2 separate regions of the Homo sapiens genome follow, and region 1 is linked to region 2. A link is a contact called in ENCODE Hi-C or POLR2A ChIA-PET data. All regions are on one chromosome and are shown on one strand. Each heading gives the region's core, a stretch centred on a gene start or an enhancer-like site at or near the end of the contact. The rest is flanking DNA. Distances are from core to core; before and after follow the strand shown.

Region 1 (3,546 bases), core at 499-2,998, 430 kb after region 2:
AGGGATGACCTCGACGGGGTCAGAAAGCATCTCCACCTCTCTAAAAGGAAAATTTAGCAAAATATAAGTTGGATGTCCTACTTCCTTTGGGGTTAGTTGCAAGCTTGACTAGATCCTTTGCAAAGTCACAAATACTTTCCTGGAATTTAAGAACTAATAGAGGACAATATTAAATTGTCTTGGAGAATCATCTTTTTTTTTTTTTTTTGAGACGGAGTCTTGCTCTGTTGCCCAGGCTGGAGTGCAGTGGCCGATCTCGGCTCACTGCAAGCTCCGCCTCCCAGGTTCACGCCATTCTCCTGCCTCAGCCTCCCAGGTGGCTGGGACTACAGGCGCCTGCCACCACGCCCGGCTAATTTTTTGTATATTTAGTAGAGACGGGGTTTCACAGTGTTAGCCAGGATGGTCTCCATCTCCTGACCTCGTGATCCGCCCACCTCAGCCTCCCAAAGTGCTGGGATTACAGGCGTGAGCCACTGTGCCCGGCCCGAGAATCATCTTTAAAAGAGGATTAGTTTTTAAACTATATTATATAGAGTTTTAAATAGAGCTTTTGTTGTTTTCAAGTCACGAGAGATGTCTCCCGATATTTATGGATCAGTCCGAAGTTTTACTACCTAGAAAATTGTATTTTATACCCATCAGGAAGCAAGTAGTTGAAATAATTATTCCAACTGCTTAAAGTTTCTGATATTTTTAATTTAGAGGAATCTTTTTGTAACTAATATTTCCTGTTAAGGTTTGTCTTAGGCCGGGCGCGGTGACTCACGCTTATAATCCCAGCACTTTGGGAGGCCGAGGTGGGCGGATCACCTGAGGTCGGGAGTTCGAGACCAGCCTGACCAACATGGAGAAACCCTGTCTCTACTAATAATACAAAATTAGCCGGGCGTGGTGGCACATGCCTGTAATCCCAGCTACTCGGGAGGCTGAGGCAGGAGAATCGCTTGAGCCCGGAAGGCGGAGGTTGCGGTGAGCCGAGATCGCACCATTGCACTCCAGTCTCGGCAACAAGAGCGAAACTCCGTCTCAAAAAAAAAAAAAAAAGGGTTTTGTCTTCACTTCCATTTTCACATTTTAGTATCTCATCTGGTGGAACTAAATAAAATTAAATTTTGTACGTTTATAAGAAATGTTTCAGCTAAGTGATAGATTTAAGGGCAGTTTTACTTTCTTCCGTACACTTTTCAAGACTTCTACATGACGTTTTTGCAAGTATGAGAAACACCATACAATGCATAACTTTGTAAAACCAGTGGGAAGTCACTCTAACATCGCAGCCACAGGAAAGTAATGTGGCCAGAGGTAAGCAAGCGGCTGTGAGAATGTGAACCATCCGCCCACTCTGAGGAGCCACCCGTGGACCCTGAGGCCGGGGAAGCACAAATGTTCCGAAAACTGCCCCGTCAGCTAGGCTGGGGCCCCAAGAGAGGGGCCTGAACAAGGGACATGAGGAAGGAAACACTCTAGGACATGAGGGACATGAGGAAGGAAACACTCCAGGTTCCTCCAGAATACCTCCAGCCGTATTCCATTAGCCTCTAGGGTCAGAGGCTAATGACAGACGGGAAATCACCCCAGTGTTCCAAGCACCCTACCTCCCGCCGTATTCCATTAGCCTCTAGGGTCAGAGGCTAATGACAGACGGGAAATCACCCCAGTGTTCCAAGCACCCTACCTCCCGCCGTGAAGAGGACAGACCCGCTCATCTCCAAGTTGAATCAGTAGGTCCAGTCTTCCTCCATTGACTTCCGGTTCCTGCGTGCTGCGCCCAAAAGCGCTCGGCCTGCACTCGGCGGAAAGGTTGTTGTCCAAGCGGCGTTCCGGGGCAAGGCCCGAGGTGTGTCCCGCTGAGCAGTGGGTCGTCCGCGTCTGGGCTGCGGGCTTCCAGGCGGGCGCCTGCCGAGGCCCTGTCCCCGGATCCCGAGTCCCTGGCTGGCCCGCAGTCTTCTTCCACTGCACCGGGGAAACGTTCTTGCCCCTACCGACTCCTGAGAGCCGCTGGGCCGAATCTCCAGGAAGGCGATTCCGAGGCCAGTTTTAGTCTGTAGTGGGTAAAGTGCCTCCTTCGTGGAGACTCCCTGGGTTTCTCCTAGACACTTAGATTGAGGAGCTCCTGTTGGGGCCCAGCCTGTGGCGCCGGGAGCGGGATCAGGTAGGGGCAGCGTAGACAAGGTCCTCAAATAACCTTTTCACCAGGTAGACTGGAATAACGGGGAGAGATGCGAAGTGTTTGAGGAGCTCAGCGGGGAAACAGGGCAGGCAAGGGATTAGGTAAAGGCGAGGGAGGAGGAGATTGCGTTGGCGCTGGAGCGGTATTCCTCTTAGAAGGGATAAAGGGAGATGAATGTAGCGCCGAATTTAGTTGGTCCTTGAATAATGGGTGGAGCAGTTGAATACTCCACCAGATAGGAAGCCTGAAGTCCCCGAGGTTTATGATTTGCAGTCAGACTGGAGAGTGTTCCTAGAAAATTGGCCATATACTGTATAGCGAATGTGAGGCTGGATTGCAGGTGAAGAGCCTGGGAGCAATGAGAAGTCGCGAAGAGAGTGTATCTTCCCAGGTGAGAGGCAAGCGTAAGGAATTTTTTTTTTAACAGTCTTGCTCTGTCGCCCAGGTTGGAGTGCAGTGGTGCGATCTGGACTCACTGCAAACTCCGCCTCCCGATTTCAAGTGATTCTCGTGCCTCAGCCTCCCGAGTAGCTGAGATTACAGGCGAGCGCCACTACGCCCGGCTAATTTTTGTATTTTTAGTAGAGACAGGTGTCACCATGTTGGCCAGGCTGGTCTCGAACTCCTGACCTCAGGTGATCCGCCCGACTCGGCCTCCCAAAGTGCTGGGATTACAGGCGTGGGCCACTGCGCCTGGCCAACCGTAAGGAATTGAACCTAGGAGATGTAAGGAGAGTGGAAAGAAAAGAATTATTTCTGGAAGATGGGGAGCCAGTTTTGTGAAAAACGGGGAATTCAGGAGGGAGGGAAAGGTGATGAGTTTGCGTTTTTATGAGGCAGCAATGGGTTGATTGTTTGTGTCTGGAAGGCAGTGGGGATGTAGGGGAATCATAAGTATTAATAAAATGTGCTGGTCGGGAGCAGTGGCTCCCAAAGTGTAATTCCAGCACTTTGGGAGGCCGAGACGGGCGGATCGCTTGAGCTCTTGAGTTCCAGACCACCCTGGGCAACATGGCGAAACCCCGTCTCTACGAAAAAATTAGCCGGGTGTGGTGGAGCACGCCTGTTATCCCAGCTACTCAGGAGGCTGAGGTGGGAGAATCACCTGAGCCCGGGAGGTAGAGGTTGCAGTGAGTGGAGATCGTGTCACCACACTCCAGCGTGGGGGACAGAGCCAGACCTTGTCTCAAAAAAAGAAAAAAAATTGCTCATAGGAAGTCTAGAAACCTTGGCAGTTTCTGGGGAACTTAGGAATCTAACAAGAAATAACATCAACTTTTTTCTGCAAAATCCTCCAAATCAGGAGGAAATAATTTCCTCAACTGTAGGGCTTATTCAGTTTACTGAGATGTTATGATTGAATTGCATCCCTC
Region 2 (3,485 bases), core at 633-3,132:
GCATAGTGTCAGAGGAAGTCTGCTTAAACAGAAGACATAAATAAGATCAGAATCTCATAACAAATACCTGAAACATCAGGATACAATTTATAAAAATTGTCATTCCAATAGCCCAGAGAACTTCGACTTGAGTGAAAAAAAGACAACAGACCCCAACATCAAGATGACACAGATGTTGGAATTATCTGATGAGGACTTTAAAGCAGCTCTAATAAAAATACTTTAGTGAGCAATTACAAACAAACTTAGAACAAATGATAAAACGAGTCTCAGCAAAGAAACAGAAGATATAATGAGGAACTGAACAGAAGTTTTAGATACGAAAAATGCAATAATTGACATGAACTCAACGAATAGGCTCAACAGCAGAATGGAGGGAACAGAGGAAAGACATACTTTCTGTCAGCAAATCTGAAGACAGAATAGTAGATAGTACCAAATCCGAATGATGGAAAATAGACTGAAAAAAAATTAGCATAACTTCAGAGCTATGTGGGACATTAACACAAGATCTAGCATTCACGTCATCAGACTCCCAGAAAAAGAAGAGAAACAGTATGAGACAGAAAAAGTATTGGAAGAAACAATGGTTGAGAATCCCCCAAATTTGGCAGAAGACATAAATGTCAGAATCAAGAAGCTGAGGATATCCCAAACAGGATAAATCCAAAGAAATCTACACCAAGGCACATCATAACTTCTGAAAACTAAAGAACAGTTCTTGAAAGCAGTGAGAGAGAAAATGTATTTTAGCTACAGTGGAAAAACAATTCCAATTTTAGTCAATTTCTTATCTGAAACTATGGAGGCCAGAAGGAATTGGCACATTTTTCAAGTGCTGAAGAAAGAAATTGTCAACTTCAGATTGTATATCTGGCAACAATATCCGATCCCCCAAGAATGAAGGGAAATCAAGACATTCTCAGATGAAGAAAAACTAATAGAATTTGTCACCAGCTGATCTACTCTTTAAAAAAAAAATGGCTGAGGGAAATTCTTGAAACAGAAAGGAAACGATTAGAAAAAGGAATCTTGGGACACTAGGAACGAAGAAGAGTAAAATATGCATAAATCAAGTAAGCTTTCCTCTTCTCTTGAATTCTCTAACTTATGCCTGACCCTTGAAGCAAATATTGTAACACTGATGTGGTTCTCCTCAATGAATGCAGAGGAAATACTTAAAAACAACTATATTATAAATGAGTGGGGGAAAGAACTTTACAGGAATTAAGGTTTCTACACTTCACTAGAATTAAGTCAGCACCGGTAGACTGTGATAATTTATGTATCTATAAAGTGTGGGTTTGGACAGCAGATTTTATCAGGTTGAGGGCTCAGGCCGAGAGCATGTAGAAGCAGTTAGCTCACTCTTTCTAGATGTGGCGGCTGACAAGGACAAAGAGGGCTGGGACTAGAACTGCTGTAGACAAGGAAAGCAGCCAGTGGAGAAGAGCGCATACGCCAAAGAACGTGGATGATGGAGCACAGGCGGGGAGGTAGGATGAAGGAAATGGCTCTGGGAAGAAAGGGTCTCTATGTCTGAGAAAGGAAGAAATTGGCTGAAGATACAAATTAGAGACAAGGTGAGGGAAATTGAGGGAGTTGCCTGAGGATGATTCTCCTCCCAGTCAAGTAGGCACCTGCTGAGAGAAAGGATAAGCCGAGATGAGGGAGATGATGATGGTTTGGGGCGCAGAAAGCGGGAATGAAAGACAGGAGCTAAAGCCGAAGTTTTTTCTCTCTCGCTACTTAAAAGCTGTAAGATAACGAATTGATCAGCAGGTGGCAGTGTCCGCGGAGGCTCGCATCCCGTCGGCCCTGGCTCTCAAGGCGGAAACACGCACCATGGTGACTTTCCGGCCTGCATCGCCTCTGCTCCCCTATCCCGGCTGACGTTGGACGACAAAGATGGCGGCAGGGACCAGCAGTTACTGGGAAGGTGAGGGCGAGAAGGCCTCCGGGTGCGTCCTACGAGGGTGAGAGGGGCTGAGTGAGGACAGATCTTGGGAGAAGCAGCACAGGAAAGAACCAGACTCCCGGAGCGGCCGAGCTGAGCAGCGGGGCTTGCCTAAGTGGGATCCCCGGGGCCTTGGGGATACCGAACGGTCTGGGGTAGGGGTCTGGCCTGGCCGGGGCGTGTGAGCGGGACGTGGGGCAGGGGTTGGGCAGAGTGGACAGAGCGGGGATGTAGAGGAAGAGGGCTCTCAATCGCCTGGGTAGAATTGTGTTGAGGGAGTAATGGAACTCGGACGAAGGGGCTTGGGGTACGAACTCTGAGAGGAAACGAATGTTGAGGGAGAAGATCCAGAGCCCCGGAGACTGGAGGAGTCAGCGCATTGGAGCTGAGGTCACTATTGGAAAACTGAGTGGGAAAAGAGAAGGAGGAACTTGCATTCCGGTCCGTCGGAGGAAGTATGAAGAGAATAGGAGACAGAATGTCTCTTATTGGGTCTCCATGACAACTACAGGTTGGGGACTTCCAGGACTGGGTGTTTGAAGGAGGAGAAAATAACTTACCCTTCTGCTCTAGAGTCTAGAATCGGTTTTATTGAAAAAGTTGAGAGAACCTGTGTGAATTGCAGTTACATTTGCTATACTTCTCCCACCAAAAAAACCTTCCTGTGATTTGACAAATGCATTTGTTTAATTCCTGAAACTATAGTCGGATAAAGTGAGCTTACATAAAACTCATTCGTGGATTATGATGATCAACAAGAGCAGAGAAAGCTCACCTTTTTCTCCCAACTGTCTCTTTGCTTTACAGCCGCATAGAAACTACTTTCCAAATTCCTTTGACCTGTTTTTATTGCTATACACTGAAGCCTCTAGAAACCACAGTATTGTCACTATCAGCCCCTTGGTCTAAGAAACTCAATTCTAAATTTATCCAGATTTGCCTATCATACTTTCAAAATGCTTTTACTTATGTTTCCTACTAGAGAAGACAATTATTCCAATCACAGAAAAGCGTGCTTATAGTTTAAAACATGTATTACAATGCCCATTTGAAATGTGTGTACCAGCTAGAAAACTTTTTTTTTTTTTTTTTTGGAGACTCGCTATGTCGCCCAGGCTGGAGTGCGGTGGCGCTATCGATCTCGGCTCACTGCAGCCTCCGCCTCCTGCGTTCAAGCGATTCTCCTGTCTCAGCCTCCTTAGTAGCTGGGACTACAGATGCATGCCACCACGCCTGGCTAATTTTTGTATTTTTAGTAGAGACGGGGTTTCACCATGTTGGCCAGGATGTTCTTGATCTCCTGACCTCGTGATCCGCCCGCCTCTGCCTCCCAAAGTGCTGGGATTACAGGTGTGACCCACCGCGCCTGGCCGCTAGAAAACATTTTAAAATTATGTAGAAGAGGCTACTGATATCTTTATTACTAGTCATTAGCCTGTGGTTTTTTGAAGCAGCATGCTATAATATTACAGCGGCTCATTACTGACAACCTACTCTGTGCCAGCTGCTGTAAGCATATGATTACCAA

Evidence for each region. A loop is a pair of places that touch in the nucleus more often than their neighbours do. ChIA-PET counts read pairs that join two places held with the same protein, here RNA polymerase II (POLR2A). Pooled maps may share reads with other maps.
Region 1: a loop to region 2 is called in a map of CD4-positive, alpha-beta T cell, with 2.1 times the contacts of the local background. The contact joins the promoter of TEFM here to the promoter of GOSR1 in region 2. A Hi-C loop is called at or near these places in 2 of 168 maps with a recorded cell type or tissue (CD4-positive, alpha-beta T cell and naive thymus-derived CD4-positive, alpha-beta T cell) and 11 of 50 pooled maps. POLR2A ChIA-PET finds 5 or more read pairs at or near these places in 1 of 52 experiments (PC-9).

What each region holds. Positions count from the first base shown.
Region 1 is chr17:30,904,490-30,908,035 of GRCh38, forward strand. It overlaps TEFM (transcription elongation factor, mitochondrial), which reads right to left and starts at 1,749. Exons shown (of 4, transcript NM_024683.4): 1 at 1,679-1,749; 2 at 1-40. The coding sequence starts at 1,709. RefSeq lists enhancers at 2,239-2,508, 2,487-3,287.
Region 2 is chr17:30,475,526-30,479,010 of GRCh38, forward strand. GOSR1 (golgi SNAP receptor complex member 1) reads left to right here and starts at 1,883. Exons shown (of 9, transcript NM_001007025.2): 1 at 1,883-1,939. The coding sequence starts at 1,909. RefSeq lists enhancers at 1,627-1,776, 1,927-2,146.